Linked DNA regions of Homo sapiens: region 2 is linked to region 1. A link is an interaction called in ENCODE POLR2A ChIA-PET data of the cell type or tissue named here. Cell type or tissue: HepG2. All regions are shown on one strand. Each heading gives the region's core, and the rest is flanking DNA. Links, peaks and the distances in the headings are about the cores only.

Region 1 (9,996 bases), core at 2,218-7,217:
AGACTCCATCTAAAAAAAAAAAAAGAAAAAAGAAAAAGAAAAGAAAAGAAAAATGAAAGAAAAAGAAAAGAAAAGAAAAATGAAAGAAAAGAAAAGAGAGGGCCGAGTGAAGACTGAAAACAGAATCTAGTTCTGTTAAGTTTTGCTGTAGCTGTTGTTTTTTAAATATTAGCTATACAGAGTGAAAGAACAATACCCGAAGTGTATTTCGTGAGTAGGAAACAGAGCCTGCCCTGGTCATTTTTAACAACTCCTAATCTGTGGTTTAGGTATATAATCCTTGTTCTTGATTCTACTAATTATCAATAAATTAAAATTATTTAAGTGCCACATAACAAGCCATCATAAGTTTGTATTACAATGACTTTAGCTCTGCATTGTTTTTCCTTGTTTGCTTCCCTGAGGTTGGAGAGGAACTTATCAACTACCACTTCCATAAAACCTATTATCATCATACTACAGATACTAAGTTTGAGATAGCAGACTGTTAATCCTGAAAGTTCTGAGATAACACATGAGCAATTAGGAAAAAATTCCTTTTTAGTTTTGAACTTAAAACTCAAATATGAAAGTGCATGAACTGCCCAGGGTTTTTACTTACCAATAAAATACTGGACACATAAACCCAGTACGTGATATAAATATTATTTTTAAGTAAATGTGCGTGTGAGGGGATGGTTTGAAAATCATTTCATCTCAGGGAAGTCTTTTTCGTGGATCAAAACTGGTTGTGTTGTGGTTTATGGATTACATCTCTAGCACAGAATCACCAGGATCCTGCTTTACTGGTTATTTAACTTTGGGGCTCTGGCAACCTTGTTGATATTATCTATATCTGCTGTGGTTAATGACAAATTCCAATTGGGAAAAGCTGTTGTTAAAACAAATGTAATGTTTGGGCACTAAAGATGCAGGAGCCAAAAGGTCACCTAAGTGCTGCCCCCACCTTCTCTGGACTGATTCCTCCAGGAAGAATGTCAAGGTAAACGTTGGTATAATCTCCGGAACTCACAGAGTCTACCTTCTTTATCTGGAATTTGAGAGGTTTTTTTTCTAAATCTAATGTCATAACCTTCTAGAAAGTCATGATATTTTATACATATATGTCTATATATGTGTAAATATGTATAAAATATGTCTATCTTTATTTATATATAGTATTCCTCTGATTTGTAGCTAAATATAAAATATCTCTATCTTTATTTATATATATGTATTCCTCTGATTTGTAACTAAAGAAAGAAGACAGCAGATGAGGCCGGGCGCGGTGGCTCACGCCTGTAATCCCAGCACTTTGGGAGGCCGAGGCAGGTGGATCACGAGGTCAGGAGATCGAGACCAGCCTGGCTAACACCGTGAACCTCGTCTCCACTAAAAAATACAAAAAATTAGCTGGGCATGGTGGCGGGTGCCTGCAGTCCCAGCTACTCAGGAGGCTGAGGCAGGAGAATGGCCTGAACCCGGGAGGCGGAGCTTGCAGTCAGCCGGGATCGCCACTGTGCTCCAGCCTGGGTGACAGCGAGACTCTGTCTCAAAAAAAAAAAAAAAAAAAGACAGCAGGTGATTCTTTTGGCCCAGTGTCACACAGCTAGCCCCACAGACATCTCTAAAACCTGCTTGGTTTGTTAAAATCATAGTGCACCCACTCCAAGAAGAGCAGGAGGCAAAAGGAAAAAGGCAAAGGAAAACTGACTGAATGTAGGAGTTGTGGGGTTGAAAATTTGTGCAGTCTAAGTGTGATTAAGAGGATAAGTTAAATATTTACAAATTAATCTACATTACTCAGATATGAATGTTTTTGTTATACTCTGAACAAAACCAATTTAATGCAAGATCTGCTGCCATAATTTTACTGTAAGGGAGAATTCTGGAGATGAGAGTAAAACATTTTTCTTAAAACAACATCTAAGGATGAATCAGCCTTAGAGAATTTAATCCTCAGCAGCCTGAGGTACAGGTTTAATATGTTAAACCTGTACCTCATATTAAATCTGTACTCTTGGGGTGGCTCCTGAAGAGTACAGAATTAATATTGAGGTGTTGAGGTAGAAATTATCTCAAAATAAAGAAACTTTTAATGCCATCTAGTTAGAGTATCTGCCTGTCTGCTCCTTTTGGGTTAAGAGTGTGCTGATGGCCAGGCACAGTGGCTCACACCTGTAATCCCAGCACTTTGGGAGGCTGAGGTGGGCAGATCACCTGAGGTCAGAAGTTCAAGACCAGCCTGGTTAACATGGTGAAACCCCGTCTCTACTAAATATACAAAAAAAAATTAGCCGGGCATTGTGGCGGTCGCCTGTAATCCCAGCTACTCAGAAGGCTGAGGCAGGAGAATTGCTTGAACCTGGGAGGTGGAGGTTGCAGTGAGCCGAGATCAAGCCATTGCACTCCAGCCTGGGCAACAAGAGCAAAAATTCGTCTTAAAAAAAAAAAAAGAGTGTGCTGATGGATTATTAGAAGGTTCTCAACTATATCCTCAACTAATCTTTATTCTCCTAAGTACAGCTAGAAACTAGATGTTCTAGTTGGGAACATGTCTTCTAGTAAATGAAAGGGCAAGTGAGCTATACAGATCAGCAACTTGTCGCCACATCTGAAATGCTACTTAGTGCCTTGCCACTCAAGATTTTATGCAGATGCTTAGGAAGTGGTAATCAAGGAACACAGACTTCAGGCAATTTTGACAAAGTAAGCAAAGCTGAATGCATTAGAAAAAAAATTCTGGGAAAGGGTTATTCTATCATAATTTGAGAAATTTTCTTGCTCAAAAGCTCTTTGTAAGGACTCTCCAGCACTTTGCAGAATACAGTACAAGAAGCTGCTCATATCATGACTGGGGTCTGGTCATAAGCATACAATGCTACATTGGCTCCCCATTGGATCCCCATGTTACAAATAAGGAAGTGGTAGCTCAGAGGTTGGGGCCTTCCCAAGGTCAGTAGGCTAGTAAATAGCAACCTGTCTAAAACGAGGTGCAAAGAGTGGCCCTAAAATATATCTATAACTTTTCGACCCAAAATTAGCCGGGCATGGTGGCGTGCACCTGCTGCTGAGACAGGAGACTCTCTTGAACCCAGGAGGCGAGGTCACAGTGAGCTGAGATCATGCCACTGCACTCCAGCTTGGGCGACTGAGTGAAACTCCATCTCAGAAAAAAATAAATAAATAAAATAACTTTTCTTGCCATTCTGTAGCTGAGACTTCTTTCATTTCTGCTTGTTGCCTCTTTTTTTTTCCGAGTGGTTGTGAACAACAACAGCAAGAATATTGCTATGTGTGTTTTTAGATTGTTATTTAATATTTTCTTCACTGACGTAGGCATCTTTCTGGATATTATTAGAAAGAAATGAAACACATTGCAATGAAATATTCGTTGCTTTCATTGGCAGTCCATCGTGTTAACTTTATTGGATGAATATGATAAAGCCACGAATTGTTCACGGCGGGGCGTGGGGGAGAAGACTCAGGCTGTTCATTCTCCATAAATACTTTTTTGTTTGTTTGTTTTTGAGGCGGAGTCTCTCTCTGTCGCCCAGGCTGCAGTGTAGTGGCTCGATCTCGGCTCACTGCAACCTCCGCCTCCCGGGTTCAAGTGATTCTCCTGCCTCAGCCTCCCGATAGCTGGGATTACAGGAGCGCACCACGACGCCCGGCTAATTTTTGTATTTTTAGCGGAGACGGGGTTTCGCCATGTTGGCTAGGCTGGTTTCGAACTCCTGACCTCAAGTGATTCGCCCGCCTCTGCCTCTCAAAGTGCTGAGATTACAGGCGTGAGCCACTGCGCCCGGCCCGGCCCATAGACACTTTTTTAAACCTCTGTTCCACAATATTGACAGGTTTTATTCTCATATTTATCCTAAATTTCTAGTATTACCATATATTAATACTGTGCCCACATTACTGTAATTTTTAGAAAGAAAACATCGTGTGCAAAATGACCCTTTTAGAATGGTATAGTCCCTCTCCCCCAATTTTGTTTTTCTTAAACATTCAACAAACCCAAGAATCTCTCCTGCCTGACTTAGTTTTAACTTAGTTTCAACAGGCCCACGACCAACGTAGAAAAATCTTGCAGCGCCCGGGTTTGGGCTCAGCCGGAGTCGGCAGAGGCGCTTGCACCTCCCAACTGGGTGAAAACTGGAACCTTTCCGGGTTCACGAGCCCAAGCCCCATCTCTTCCCAGAGCGCGCGCGCCCTCTGGCGCCTGAACCGGCGACTGGACGCGGTGGAGGCGTGGGATTCGGAGGCCGGGACCCCAAGCTCTGCGCTGGAGGCGTCAGGAGCCGCGAGGTCATCCGGTCTCAACCTCAGGCGCCCCTGTGCAGGCCTCCCTACACTCCTCAAGCTGCGCTCCCTACTCGTGCCACATCCCTTGTTCCGTAGGTATTGCTTCGGGGGTGACACAGTTGGCGTTAGAAGCGCGGTGGCCTCACTTGCCGGAGAGGGTCTTGGTTTTGCGCCTTTTTCCGTGGCCCGGGAGGCTTGCCAGGCGCTCGCAGCAGCGAGCCGGGTGCTTGCATCTCAGAGAGCAGCCGAGCTCCCTTCCCTGGCCCCGTACCCGCGTGCAAGGGGACCGAGCCCCGGGAAGGGGAAGAACTTGTAATCGCTTGCAGCGGGACAATGTCGACTTTTGAACCTCTAACCACTAAGCAAACAACCCATGTGCTCTTGCTCCACTGTCCAAACAGGGTTTATTGACAGGCGTTTCACGGCAACGCATAGCAACCCCGGCGGCTAGGGGGCGGGCCTGTGGGCGCGGCCGGGGCGCGGGGAGACCTGCGGGGCACCGGGGCTCAGACCGGCCCTGACCCAGGACCCCTGACCCAGGACCCCTCGCCCAGCGGACCCGGACACGGCTTCCTCCTCTGCCCGGCACCCCCCGACCCCACGCCCCGCACTCCTCCCTCTGGCTTCGAGGCCAGGCGCCCGCGGGCCGGGCCACCGGAGCCCCTTTCCCAATCCTGGAGCTGTATACGCCACCCGGAAGGGCCGCGGAATTGGAGAGGTGCTGCAGAGGGTCTATACCTCTTGCTGTTTCCCGGCTCTGCTCATCTTCCCCAACTGCCCTTAAGGCGCCTCCGTGGGCGCGCTGATTAGGCTCTCGGATGTTGGTGGGAAGATCGAAACGAAGGGCTAAGCCCCCCTCGCCCGGGTCCTGCCGGAAAGTTCAGCTCGGCGGCCTCCAGGATCAAAAATTTTAAAGGCTGCAGCCCGGTCCCCAGTGGATCGGCCAGATAACAAGAAACTGTCACTAAAAGGATCATTTTATACTGGGTCTAGAAATCTTGTTTGTGGGGTGATTGGGTTGGAAGGGGGGGCGCGGTCGGGGATAAGGAAACTGCAAAGACAGAGAAGAGAGTGGAGGCAGAAAGGGCTCACGGAAATGCCCAGTGATTTACAGAAGACTAAATTCATGGAAATGCTGTCTTGGGAAACTAGGGGGATTTTTTTTAAAAAAAATTTAATGCTCACGTTTAACTAGCTGGGTTGTGGGGCGTCCTTAGGAGGGAGTCACTGCAGAAGGGAACTGCCTGCTGTTTGCAAAAAGCCTCCATGTGGATTTGGTGAGATGCTATGAGGGGGCCCTCTCACCCCCACCCCCCATAATTTCTGACTGCTGGGAAGCACCTGGCCATTCAGATGTGCATTTTGCCCAAAGGCACCCCCAGGAGAGCCACGCATTCCAAGGCTGGGCTCAGGCTTGGGGGCAGGGAAGGTCTCAGAACCTGCTCTTTCAGGCTTCTGATGCTCTGGGGTAAAATGAGGCTGTCCAGATAATCTCCACTCCCTCTCTGAATTTTCCAAATCAGCTTGCAAGCAGAGAAGATATTTCATTTCTTTAAAAAATAAAAAATAGTTGCAGACAAAATCTGAAGATAAATACAGAATCTGAAATCTGGAAAGCTCATTTATCTCTTTTTCTTTTTAGAAAAAATTCAACTGTGTTCAAATACTCCCCACTTCCCTTCACCATATCACTTCTCCCCCCATGGATCCAGAAGGCTTTAAAAACTCTGGCTTGGATGTTACACAGACCAACAACCCAAACAGCAGCAACAACAACACAAACTCCCCCCACCCCCTTCTTCATCAGCCCCAAGATTGTGAAAATGACAGGAAGTCCAGGTTGGCTCTGGCATTTATAGCACTGACATACATTCAGCCCAGAGAAGCTCTGGTGACAGGCTCTCTAAACAAGTCCCTGTTCGGGCCCCCTGGTCAGGCCTGGAGTCCAATAACCACCCCCTCATACCACACCCTGTGCATACACCAGCCAAGCCTTTCCTGGTCTGGGAAGGGAAGAGAAAAAAGACGCAGGCCACCTGGGGGTTCTGCAGTCTTTGGTCAGTCCAGCTTTCTATCTTAGCTGCCTTTGGCTTCCGCAGTGTAAACCTTGCCTGCCCGGAGGCAGGAGGCCCAGCTGGACCTCCGAGGGCCATGAGCAGGCAGCAGCCATCTTGGCCTCAAGCTTGCCTTTCCCTTGAGTCCCTCTCTCCCCTCGGCTCTAGCCAGAGGTGCAGCCTGCAGATCTAGGAAGAGAAGAGCTGGGGAGGAGGATGAAGGCCTGGTTGGTGTGGTCAGTCCAGGCAATGCTTCTGCCAGTCCGGAATGAAGCCCAGCGGAGGCTTTCTGTCTCCTCAGTGGCAGAAAAAGCCAGATGGGAAAAAGTAAAAATCTGGGAGAGTATATTTCTTGAGGCCCCAAATCCCACTTGTCTTACTCCTGGCTCCCATTTTTCCTCTGAGAGCCAGGTCTGTAGGTCTATGGCTGTGGGTGGGAGGGGAGGGGTCTCTCCTGAGGAGTCTAGCAGAGTCCACGCTCCTCATGGCTCAGCCTGGAATTGCTCTGCCGCTGCAGAACCCGGTGGGTCACTGGGTGACGGTGGGGTTTAGCACCCCCCCAGTTGGCCCCAGAACCCCAGGGACAGAGCCAGGCACTGAGGCTTGCAGGGAAGACACCGGACTCAAGGGCTCTGGGACACTTCTCAGAGGACCTGGCTGAGGCTGGGGAGGCTGTGGTGGCGGCGGAGGCGGCTGTGGTGGCTGCTGCTGCTGTTGCTGCTGCAACTTCTTCTTGTTGATTTTCCTCTCCTTTGCTCTGCGGTTCTGAAACCAGATTTTAACCTAGAAATGGAAAGGTGGAGAAAAGCACATTGTGGTGAAGATGTGAGGGAAAAGAGGAACAGTACCCAGCAGTATCATCAACATCTTCTGCTCCAGCTACAGAACTCCAAGTCCTTCTAGAAGCTTTCCTCGGGCATCCCCATAACAGCCCAACCCTGGATCCATTCTTAGGCCCAATTCAGCCTCATGGGGAAGAGTCTTCCTCCTTCCTTGCTCCCTGAGTTTCTTTTCAAAGCAACTTTTATCTACGTATTTACTGCAAAAGTTTAAAGTCTCAGAACCAAGGAAAACTGAAACTGCAAGGCCCTTTCTACACAGCAAAGGGAGGCCAGTGCTGGGTGGTATACTTCAAATGGCAACCTTTGGCCCCTCAAGGCTAAACTAAAACGTAATTTTCCTCACCTTAGAGCTGAAAATGAGATTTAATTTTGTGGCTTCCTGGCTGTGAAGTTGGCCTGTTTTTCTAGACTATATATATAAAATGTTCATGAACCAAGTCTTGTCCCTCTAGTTTTTGTGAGAGACTGAGTACTTTATTCAGTTTATTTTCTTAGGTACAGTGCTGGAAACAAAGAGAATAGGTCTTTAATATGTCTTTATAGACCCAAATGGAATTCTGGATTAAACTAATACCCTTGGCTGTTTTTCACACTTCTTATATCCCTCAAAAGAGAGAGACAGAAAAAATCAACAACATCAAAAAAAGAGGACTAAAGGTAGAAGGAGGCTTTTTAAAAAAGTACTCCAGGGCCAGGCACAGTGGCTCACACCTGTAATCTCAGCACTTTGGGAGGCCGAGGCGGGTGGATCACCTGAGGCCAGGAGTTCGAGACTAGCCTGACTAACATGGAGAAACCGCATTTCTACTAAAAATACAAAATTAGCCGGGCGTGGTGGCACATGCCTGTAGTCCCAGCTATTTGGGAGGCTGAAGCAGGAGAATCGCTTGAACCCGGGAGGCAGAGGTTGCAGTGAGCTGAGACCGCGCCATTGCACTTCAGCCTGCACAACAAGAGTGAAACTGCGTTTCGACGGTGGCGGGTGGGGGGGCATGTACTCCAGGCCAGGCATGGTGGTTCACACCGGTAATCTCAGCACTTTAGGAGTCCAAGACAGGAGGAGCATTTGGAGTTTGAGACCAACCTGGGTAAGACAGTGAGACCATCTCTGCAAAAAATTTAAACATTAGCCAGTCATGGTGGCTCGAGCCTGTAGTCCAAGCTACTCAGGTGACTGAGGCAGGAGGATCCCTTCAGCTCAGGAAGTCAGGGCTGCAGTGAGCTATGATTGTGCCACTACACTCCAGCCTGGGCCACAAAGCAAGACCCCATCTCTGTTTAAAAAAAAAAAAAAAAAAAAAAAGGACTCCAAAGACGAATGCTTGCATCCTCCTGCTTCAGTCTCTCCACAGATTTAGATGGCCCCTGCAGCCAGATTTTCTAACTCTCATGGTCCTCTGCCAGGCAGTGGCCCGCCCGGAGGGAGCTAGGCGGTCCCCACCTGCCTCTCAGAGAGCCCCAGCGTGGCGGCTAGCTCGGCTTTCCTCCGGATGGTGATGTAGCGACTGTAGTGAAACTCCTTCTCCAGCTCCAGCCGCTGGTGGTCCGTGTACACCACTCGATATTTGTCTTTCGTCCTGGTTTTCACTGTGGAGGAAGGAGAAGTGAGGGCTGAGAACTGCAAGGCAGCCCATCAGTCATGGGTAATGACAAACCTCCCTAACCCAGGGACATTTCTCTTCCTCCACCACCCTGGGGGGCCCGGGTTTGGCTGGTTCCTGCCAAGTCTGACAAGACCCCCCAGAGGGTCCTGTGGGGGGAGGGTATGAGGCTAGTGGAGGCAACTAAACTAACCTTGGTATTAAGTGGTTTTTAAAAATTAAGGAAAGTGAAAACCTCATTCACACAGAAGACAGCAGAATGTAACCACCCTTTCGGTAAACCAAATACAGTACTGGCATATATTTGACACCAAGGGAAAGGGGGCAGGGTGAAGTGGCCGGGATCCTGGAAGCATCCAGATTTCCAGGCCTACCAGAGATGGAAGCCCACCCCGAAAACAGCTGTCATTGTGGGCACATGTTGTAGAGGGGGTGTGGGGGTTACTACTTTGCTTTACTACAAGTGGAAAGCGGGGCTCAGGAGCTGACAAGTCGCCAGAATCATCCCCCAGACACACCAGGCCCATCAGGTGGAATTCTGAGCTGGGCTCTGGCCGAGGGAACAGGCAGAAAACCCCTCCTGCTGGGGACACTTTATACCTGCCCAGACCAGGTTTGGCGTTTGGTACTTTTTCTTTTTTGATCCTCCATTTATTCCTGCTGCAAATCCGGCCAGAGTTATCCTGACCAGTGATCTATGCTCATTGGATTGAGTCAACATATTAAATCCCAGATTGATTGTTTTACTGAAGGGCCTTGACAAATAGTGTCCACAATGTTGGAGCAGGCCCGAGCCTGGCGTCTCCACCAGGTCTGTCTTGGCTCAGCCCTTGGCAGAGCCCTGGCCAGAAGCTGTTCTCTCTGGCTCCGTCCCACTTTTGGGTCTTCTTGCAGCTGAACAGGTTCAATCGCCCAGTGCCCAATCCCACAGAAAGATCTGAAGGGCCTGGGAGTTGCCTGGAGGTGTTTAATGCCCCGCAGGCTGACTTTGTTCAGGTAAAACCCTTTGCAAACCACAACAAAAGCGTCCTGGGAAGATACAGGCCTGATCAGAGGGAGCTCCCCCGAGCCGCTGAAAGGCCAACACAGCCGCAAACAATGCAGGACAAGGCGATCTTATCAAAGAAAAGCCCTTTCAATGCCTTAATAACAACCACATTCTGTTTGAATTACCACTACTGAGCAAATGGCGGCCCCGGCTTTCATCCCCCT
Region 2 (9,996 bases), core at 2,846-7,845, 560 kb before region 1:
ACCCCAGAAAGCAGGATTCAGTGAGCCACTGGGAGGTGTAGGCAAATCTCAAAATCCATCAGTCCATTGCTCCCTGCACCCTGGTCACTACCAAAATGGGTCAAGTTGAGAGCTAGGTTTACTAGAAACAAAGGAACATTTAAAACTCATCAATGAAGCCCAGCCGGCAAGAAATGCAGAAGCATTTCAAAAACCAAAATGCATTTCCTGTTAAAAGACCTTTTCCTTAAAGCAGTTGTGTCAAGGCACCATCTGGGCACAAAGACACGAGTCTATTTGGAAGTACACAAAGGCTATCAGTGTCGATGTTATTCAGACTGTGAGTAACAGTTCCATTCCTGCCAATGCTGTCTTCATTCTTCCTTCTCCAGGTAGGTCCCTCTTGGAAACCAAACTGGTGGATCTCAAAAGGTTGCCGTTTCCCCTGACTTAAAGAAAGGAAGTTAGGCCTCTGCCCACTTTGTTCGGGCTTCTTAAGTCAAGAATTGTTTGTTGGTTTGTTGTTGTTCAACTTATTATTAAATATTATTGAATAGATGGTGCTTATTTAAATATATTTTTTCTGTAGCATTTTCCAAAGGGCAGATTTTTAGCACTCAAAACTTCAAGATGGCTTCCAAATTTATATAGGCATTTTTATCTCAAGGAGATCCCAGATGAGAGCTCCTCTGAGAAAAGAATATTTTCAAAGTCTTTATTTCCTTACTGAAATAACCTGGGGTAGGAATTGGAACCTGGAACAGGTCAGAAACAGCCCTTAATGGAAGCAGGGCAAGGAAACAGGGCCCGTCCACCTCCAGCACCCTCACTCATTCCAACAAAAAAGTGGAAGCAAAAGATGGAAGGAATGTTTTTGTCTTATTTCTAAATGAATGGATCCTTTTTGAAAGAAATTCAGATCCGCTGTCATTAAAAATCAGATAACATGGGCCAGGCACAGTGGCTCATGCCTGTAATCCCAGCATTTTGGGAGGCTGAGGCGGGTGGATCACCTGAGGTCAGGAGTTCAGGACCAGCCTGGCCAATATGGTGAAACCCCGACTCTACTAAAAATACAAAACTTACCCAGGTGTTGAGAGGTGAAGATAGCTGGACTTCCTGGGTTGAGTGGGGACTTGGAGAACTTTTCCGTCTTACAAGAGGATTGTAAAATGCACCAATCAGCATAGGCAGGATTGTAAAACACACTAATCACTGCTCTGTAGCTACCTAGAGGTTTGTAAAATGCACCAATCAGTGCTCTGTAAAAACGCACCAATCAGTGCTCTTTGGCTAGCTAGAGGTTTGTAAAATAAACCAATCAACACTCTGTAAAATGGACCAATCAGCAGGATGTGGGCAGGGACAAATAAGAGCATAAAAGCTGGCCACTCCCCTCCCCGCCAGCCGCGGCAACCTGCTCCGGTCCCTTTTGATGCTTTGGAAGCTTTGTTTTTTGGCTTTTCACAATAAATCTTGCTGCTGCTCACTCTTTGGGTCCCTGCCACCTTTAAGATCTGTAACACTCGCTGCGTCTGCAGCTTCATTCTTGAAGTCAGCAATACCAGGAGCCCACCAGAAGGAAGAAACTCCAACTCTGGACACAGTGTGGTGGTGGATACCTGTAATTCCAGCCACCGGGGAGGCAGGAGAATTGCTTGAACCCAGGAGGCGGAGGTTGCAGTGAGCCAAGATCAAGCCACTGCACTCCAGCCTGGACGACAGAGCGAGACCCTGTCTCAAAAAAAAAAAAGCATGAAAAAAAAAAAACTTTAAAAATCCACATTTGGCCAATAAAAGGACTCATACAGTTACTAGCATGGAGGAAAAAAGCATTTTTAGTCATTGGATCGGTATCATAAAATGTATAAATCATGTATACATGTCCTTGGAAATGTCCTTTGGTATTGGAATTTGAGTTTTATGATCTGCTTATAACTAAAGTTTCTGGTTAAGTTTTTAAGGGAGAGAAAATGAAAAGCTTTCAAAGCCAACACCTTGTTTCTCAGGACATACCCCAGGGCAGAGTTTTATGACTGCACTAGGCTTTTAGTCACTGGCTGGCACTTTCCTCCTAATTCTCAAAATGCTTCCAGCACTTCCTCTTTATGGTGGGGCTGGGCTTCCGGCACCTCCAGAAGTGCAGACTTGCCCAGCCCATCTTGGCTGTAGACAGACTGCTTAGCCACAGCTCGGCCCAGAGTGGGACACCCTCAGTGACTGTGCCAAGGGGAGTAGGAATGGGAAACAAGGAAAAACCAGGCTTTCCTAAACCACTGCTGCACTCAATGGTGTGCCGAGGCTGGCTGGCATAGGCTGGCAAGCATCTTCACGAATCTAAATATTATATTTAGTAAGTTCCCAGTTATTAAACATAGCCACTGTTGATAATTAAGTTTTATAAAGGTACGCTGAAATAAGGTATATAAAAAACAAAGGTAAAATGCTCAAAGCTCATTACTTCCTAATTTGTTTTTTGCTGCATTGTATTACAATTTACGTTCTTGAGGTTACTTAGGCTACTGAAGGTGTATGGTAGGAATACTATAGAAAGGTGTATTACTGTGAATCTTTCCCCAACTCTGAGGTCAGTGATGCCTGTCAGTAGACTGAAATCAGCCATGGTGGGAATGTTTACCAGAACAAGGGCAAACACTGCAAGCCAGGGCTTGATGGTTTAGTTGATTGCCTGGACTTAAGAAAGTGATGGAGAAAATGTTAATGATGCAAATTAAACTTAAAACTGTAATGTTCATAGCCATTACATTGCAGATTGCTTAAACATTGAAAATACTTTCTTCTAGCTTTTGAAAATACTATCTGATTTGGCAAAACAGTCACATCATTGATAAAGGACTGAAATTTTGACATAGTCTTTGTTATTTCACACTTTTTTTTTTTGAGACGGAGTTTTGCTCTTGTTGGCCAGACTGTAGTGCAATGGCGTGATGTCGGCTCACTGCAACCTCAGCCTCCCAGGTTCAAATAATTCTCCTGCCTTAGCCTCCCAAGTAGCTGGGATTACAGTTGCCCGCCACCACACCTGGCTAATTTTTGTATTTTTAGTAGAGTCGGGGTTTCACCGTGTTGGCCAGGCTGGTCTCAAACTCCTGACTTCAAGTTATCCACCCTCTTCGGCCTCCCAAAGTGCTGAGATTACAGGCGCGAGCCACCACGCCTGGCATTTTTTTTTTTTTAGACTAGTCAAGTGCAGGAGTGAGAAGGAGGAAAGTGTAGAATAAAGAGTTGGATCTGTAACTAACTATGAACTATCGGTTGAGATAACTCACTACCTTTCGATCACCCACTTTTGTCTTACTCTTAAACAAAATGACAACTAACATTTATGTTGGAACCGCACTTGTTCATCAATTGCAACTACAGTTTGGCTATGGATACAAGATTCAACAAAAATCAACTGAAAGCATTTAGTGAGAGTCGGTTATATGGGATTTGTGATTAAGAGTATTGTATATTTAATTGTATGTTTATTTGTAAGTTGCACATCACACATCTGTATCAACATTTATAATAAACATATTAAACACGCACACACACAGACACACTTTTTACCCCTGAAAGCTGGCTGCAAACATCTCTACTAGCACACCACTGCATACACTGGTGTAATGTAATTCCAGACTTCTAGGACTGGAGCCTGCAAAACTTTTTTGACAGCACCCTACTTTGACAAGCCAGAAACTTCATGGCCTACCTCCCTCATTCACTTTCCATATGGCGTAGGAAAAGGGATGCCCACATACATCTGGCAGAATCACATACATTTTTCATTTAGCAATAGCGGCATGCGTGGTTCATATTTGAACCTAGTGTGTTTATGTGTTCAAGTGTAGTTACCAGAACAGCATAGGCAGATGCTAGAATATACCATCACACACTAACCAGACAACACACAGTGAACTAAGTTGGCAATAAAGACACAAAACCAACTGTAAGTTATAATTCAAAAGCAAGAAAAGCAGCACTTATAAAGCATGACAACCTCAAGACAGCACTAATAGCAAATTGTTCCTCTTCCAAACTGCAGGAATTCCAACTATGCTGCATATGTGGGCCACAGAGCTAAGCCGTGCACAGCAGCCAGATCTCTGGGAAGGAACTGAAGTTAAACCCTTGGTAAATGCTAGTTCTGTGCTAGTTTTAGTGTGTGAATAATAAGCTGTACCGACTCCTAATGACTCACTTCTTAGGTCACAAATACTTAGGCTTATATAAAAATGAAAGTGTCTGGAACTGCCTGTCATTGACACAATAGGCATGCAAAAAGAACCTGAGTGATCTGCTTAGCAGGAGGCAGGCTGGGCATTGGGTTAGCAGTACTGGCTCTAGAGAATTCTACCGCATAACTGATATCTTACACAGAACAGCTCTCTTCCTGGCTTGGGCTTCACTAAGGCCATTTCTAATCACCACCAAGTTTGATTTCAACTTTGGAGTCAATGCAATCCTTGTGCTAAATGAGATCCTTCCTGGTAGTTACTGGCACTGTCTGGCATATTTGTGGAAGCATTAACTCCTTGAGGTAGTCAATTAGTTGCTGCTGGAGCTAAGTCCACGACAGAATTTCTGCAGTCAGCTCTAGGCAGGCCCACCTCCTGCCACACTGCTCTCCAGGCACATGGAAGGGTTTCCCTCACCACCAGTTTACTCCTGGGGCCTAGCTCGGTCTCAGGCAGGAGAGCACTCAGGAAGACAGCCATATATCACTCCACTCGAGGCTGCCTCTGGTCTGGAAATTGTGGGTCTGCTTCACCGTGTGCTGTAAAGAGCTTATATTTCCGTTTATTTGTTTCTCCAGATCGAAACAGCATTGGCAGAGGGACAGAGCCAGCACCGGGACTGACCAGGAGCTGTTCCTCCTTCGCCTCATTTTAGAGTTGATTTGGGGGTTAAAGGTTACGCTTTTTGAGAGAGGTAGTAAAACATTAATTATGGGTAAAGTTCTTTCTCTCTTGCTCCATAGATTAACTGGCTGATCCTGTTTGCTCTATGAAGTGAACCATATTTGCTAAGGGTAATTTGAAATCGGCAGTGCAAATGGCCCCCTGACTTCCTCCTGCTGTTGGGCACTGTGCTGAGGTGAGTGCTGCAGGGCTCATGGTCATCAAGTCCCCCCAGTGGGACAAATACTGCATATCTTGTGAGAACCACTGGATTACTAAGATGTTAGCAGCCCCATGGACTTCCCGGAGCCTGTCCCTCGTCAGGAAATGTGCCATCTAACGCATGCACATCAGTTCACAGTGATGCACAGTAAAACCGAAAGCCAAGGGTCTGATTAACTGGCATCACTGAAGGCTCTGGTTTTATTCCCATCCTGGGTGACCTGGGAGCATCCTTCAGATTGTGCATCTAGGGTATGATGGGTTTATTTGTTCATCACCGTCTTCCTCGGGTGTAGAGCAGGGTCTGGCATGGAGCAGGCGTTCCGTATTTGCTGAGCGAACACACAGATCGTATGACCTGCTCTACACCTGTTGCTTGCTGCCTTCACGTCACTTACGGTCTCACTGGGGAGATGTGAGTGTTACACGTGAGACCATGAGACAGCAGGAAAAGACTAGCAGAGCCAGGAGCTAAAACATGGGCAAGGCCAGCAGGTCCCGGCAGGAAGTCTGCGGGCTCTGAGGCCCTCGTGGGCACAGGGCTGAGGTTGGGCAGGCGCCTCCGCGTCTGCTGGGCAAAGATCAGGTTGGCGCCGGGGTGGGAGGCTGGACAGGTGTGGAGGAGCAGGAAACACATTCCAGGTTTCCCTAAGGAAATGGGAAAAACCAGTTGTTTTAAAAATTGAACTGAATTCTTTCTTTTTTTCTTTTTTTTTTTTTTTTTGAGATGGAGTCTTGCTCTGTCACCAAGGCTGGAGTGCTGTGGTGTGATCTCGGCTCACTGCAACCTCCACCCGCTGGAAAAATTGAACTGAATTCTGTCTTAACCAACTTCCAGGGCATGGCCAAAGTCATCTGTAGCAGAGTATCCCCATGGACTGGGTTTGGGACTGTAACTTAGTGCCTGGAAACATTGGTACCAAGCTGAGGCTCTTATGGTTCCATTGTTCGTGGTCTTGAGACTTGGCCTTCATAAACACAGCTCAGCAAAGGCGTCGTTATTGGGCAGGCCACTGCAAACTTGCCCAAATCTGTGGAAGCACCTGGTGAATCCCGAGCACTCTCTAAGCAGAGTGAGAAGAACCCTGAAGCCACATTTTTGAAGTGTCTCTTATGAGCGTTGAAGATGGGGGCATCTGCTGAGCTTATGCAGGAGGCTGTTTGCTTATTTGAGGGCTGAAGTTTGTATGAAGACTGGCGGTGCGTGTGTATCACCAGTCGTAGCCGAAGCAACTTGGGGAGGCTTTTCACGGTTGTTCAAGCTGTTTATAACAGCTGTGTATCCACAGGTGACACTAGTGCTTGGAGCAGCAGAGGAGCCATGCTTGGGCAGCAGCTGCTTTGTAATCCATGCACTGAAATTCTGTCCCCTGTGCTGGGTGGGGATGCTCTCTGTGGTGTCATTGAACTCAGTGTGTGTTGTTGCTGTTTGCAATGTGCTCAATGGCTCAGATGCAATGATGGATGCTTCCAGGAGAGGCAACATGAGTCCTTGAATCATACAAATTCATATTCCACAGCCTCATGAAGTCATCTCTGCTGAATCAGGTTTCTCCCTGACATGGAGGGTGTGGCCACACAGCATCTGACAGCATGGAGAGAGCAATCAGACTAATTTCTTATTATGTTCTAACAATATAAAAAATCCAAACTGCATAATTGAGGCAAATAATAAATCTTTCTGGACCATGATTACCCAATTTGACTGTTTACTTTAATCAAATCACAAAATAATGATCGAATTTGGATTTAATTATGTGCCTATAAAGATAACCAAGAAGCAAATGTAAGTAACTGTCAGTCAAAGTCTTCTCAGACAATAGCTCGCATTACAACACGCCAATTACATTTTTATCAGGTAGTTAAGTTAATTACCTGTGGTAAATGTGTTAGTGGGACAAGTGTAGATTGCTGTAAACATTTGCTGACCACTTTAAAATGCTGCTGGACCATATGGGAGGATTCAAGGGTACAATAGCATGCAGATGTATTTACACCTGCTAATGCCATATAAAATCCAATAAAGTGTTCATGGTGAAACCTGTGTGTCTTTTTTTCCACCACAAGATGGCTCTGTGGTGGTTTCTTCTCAGAAACCACATGGGTGGCAGGACAAATTCATGGTTGTGAAGTAGCACACACACTCTGGGCAATGGTGTTGTGGAAACTGGACATTTGGTTTGAACCAGTGACTTCAGCCTCCCTTCCTTGCTGAGAGAAACCTCTCCTTCCCACCCTCTCCCCCAAGCACCCGGTGCCTTTGGCTTCCCTCTGTCGGAGGCTAAAACAGCATCTGGGCTGGCCATGGTGGTTCACACCTGTAATCTCAGCACTTTGGGAGGTGGGCGGATCACCTGAGGTCAGGAGTTCAAGATCAGCCTGGCCAATGTGGCGAAATCCCGTCTCTACTAAAAATACAGAAATTAGCCAGGCGTGGTGGCACGTGTCTGTAATCCCAGCTACTCAAGAGACTGAGGCAGGAGAATCACTTGAATCCAGGAGGCGGAGGTTGCAGTGAGCCGCGATCACACCCCTGCACTCCAGCCGGGTGACAGAGTGAGACCCTGTCTCTCAAACAAAATAAAACAAAACCAACGACAAAAAAAACCCACCAGCATCTGGATCCTTCTGTGTTGGCAGGGACTTTGCCTATTTCGTTCATCACTGTCTTCCCAGTGCTTACAGCAGTGCCTGAAACTGCGCTTAGAAATTTGGGGTGTGCCAGTGGAGGCTGCAGTACCCATGGGAGTCAGTGTCAATTCCAGGTTGTATCCACCTCCATTTCAGGGTGCACTGCCTGAAATTCATTCCCTGCATGGAAGGGTGGTCAAGCTTTATATAATTTTAATATACAACTTCTTTCATTTGTCTATTTATATTAAGATAATTCCTTTCCAAAGTCCCCAACCCTGTGTAGTTCAAAACTTACTTTCAGTTGGGAATAAGTCAGCCTTATTCACATTTCTTCACCTACCATTCCCAGGCAGTACTGATTGCTGTCAGTTCTTTTTCTCAGGAAGTCTGTGGACTTATCTCAGCCTCTTCAAAATATTTTCTTTTTCTGCCAACCTAAAGCTTTCCACAACAGTTTTACTGCACTTGACTGTTTGCAGTGCCTAGTATGTGTTAACTTATTCAATTCTCCCCATGGCTTCTTGCCTCTGCTCAATCAGTTACCATTCAATTTTTGCTTTCCAGCATCCAAAAATGTTGTTGCTACAGTCTCTTGTCTCTGGTTCATTTGTCCTTCTGGGGTAATATGCTTTTTTGAAAAAGGACCTCACCATTACTTATTTGAGGGTTCAGAGGAAGCACAAGTAAATGCTTATATTCAATCCAACATCTTTTATAAGGAGCCCAAAGTGAGCCCTTTGCATGTAGTGTCATTGACTCATCACAATAATCCTGCACTGTTATTATCCTCATTTCCCAGATGAGGAAACTGAGGTACTGAAAAGTTGAATAACTTGCCAAGACCCCACCGTCAGGAAGTGGGACAGAACTAGAATCCAATTCCAGGCAGTCTGACTCCAGCATTTATCATTTTTTCTCTAGAAGAGGGGAGGTGCTAGAAATAGAAAACTGACTGAAGGTCTGTTTAAGAAGTAGTTAGACCCCTAAGCACACTGCACACACATGCATGCATGCATACATACACACAGAGACACACACTCTGTACGGATTTTCTTCTATTTACCATGTTAGTGAGGGGGGATCTTCTGCCCTAAACAGTGTAAGGTGGCTGAACACATGACACCCAGCACTGGGCTGATGAGATGACAACAGTTCATCAGTCACACATACTCAAACAGCCAGGGGAGGAGGACGCCACACACTGTGCAGGGCCACACAGCGGCGGCACTGGATGAACCAGTAGGGGCTGTGAGAGGAGGCTTTGTAGTAACAGGAGGATGAGGTGCTCCCTGGTTTCCAGGGGAGGATGTGATTGGTTTGTTTGAATAATTCCACAGACTGGCAAGGAGGTGAAGCCTGTTAGGTGGAGGATCAGGTGGAGTGCTGCTGGTCTGGCTGAGAGGGGAACTGGCCAGGTGGAGGAGATTTGTTGCTCGGGGGAGCATATCTGGCCAGAGCAGGGAAACTCATAGTCAGGCCTTTGGGGCCCTGTGAGGCTCTAAGACATCATGCAGCACATGACATTTTAGGTCTTACAACATGCAACAACACACACACAAATGCCCTCACTCCTCACTGTGGGTAATTTCACCTTTCTATTTCCAGAAGAAGCCTGGAGATAGTTATACCCAATGAAGACGTAAAAGCACCGGGTCTCTGGATTGATGGGAATGGTACAGTTGAGGGTACAGAAACTAAGGAAAAGTTTATACAATGAACAGGGCAACCCCCACTCTCTTTCCCCACAACTAGCAGCCAGCAGAACGCAATGTGCAGGGACTTGAGGGCTGTGACCACCCCAAGAGGAAAGCCCTACAGACACCGGGGCTGCCAATGAAACAGCCCAGCTCTTGGTCATCCCTCATGAGTCCAGGGCTTCAATTAGTTTTTAATTAAATATGAGAAAGCAGCCAGGGATCTGTAGGGGAGGGAAAAAGGGCTTCCCTCCACCCTTTGGCTGGGCTACAAATAATTAAATGGACATAAGACAGATTATCAGGAGAAAAACCATGTTTAATTATGTACATACGCACAGCAGTCCCACAATATATGAGACTTGAAGAAGGGCCAGATGACCGAAGCTTATATCCCATCCTGAGCTACAGAAAGAAATAGGGCCTCAGGGCTTCTAGCAGGAGATGGCAACAAGGTATGGGAGGAAGAGGGGTGGAAATGCATGGTGAACAAAGGTTGTCTTGTGCAGATAAAAGGTCTTTCAGGTAATAAAAGTTGTCTGGTCTTTCAGGTAATAAAAGTT

What was found. Peaks named below come from ENCODE experiments on the same cell type or tissue, not always from the same donor. Only the 100,000 strongest peaks of a DNase experiment are listed, where the experiment ranks them.
Region 2: POLR2A ChIA-PET joins it to region 1 with 7 read pairs; 2 of 35 experiments call an interaction of 5 or more read pairs at or near these places.

Annotation. Positions count from the first base shown.
Region 1 is chr13:27,956,246-27,966,241 of GRCh38, forward strand. CDX2 (caudal type homeobox 2) reads right to left here. Exons shown (of 3, transcript NM_001265.6): 2 at 8,625-8,770; 3 at 4,673-7,124. The coding sequence ends at 6,870. Among named protein-coding and RNA genes, the nearest start is that of LINC00543, 7.7 kb to the left of the region's middle. RefSeq lists an enhancer at 9,537-9,996. In HepG2, for the core only: a CTCF peak has its summit at 4,200 (motif pointing left); DNase peaks (open chromatin) are centred at 4,266, 4,636 and 6,226; H3K4me3 peaks cover 2,599 bases.
Region 2 is chr13:27,399,303-27,409,298 of GRCh38, forward strand. It overlaps LOC124903138 (a long non-coding RNA gene), which reads left to right and starts at 3,912. Exons shown (of 2, transcript XR_007063733.1): 1 at 3,912-5,079; 2 at 5,833-7,145. It also overlaps the pseudogene RNY1P1. RefSeq lists an enhancer at 4,550-5,120. In HepG2, for the core only: CTCF peaks have their summits at 5,094 and 7,183 (motif pointing right); DNase peaks (open chromatin) are centred at 4,879 and 7,199.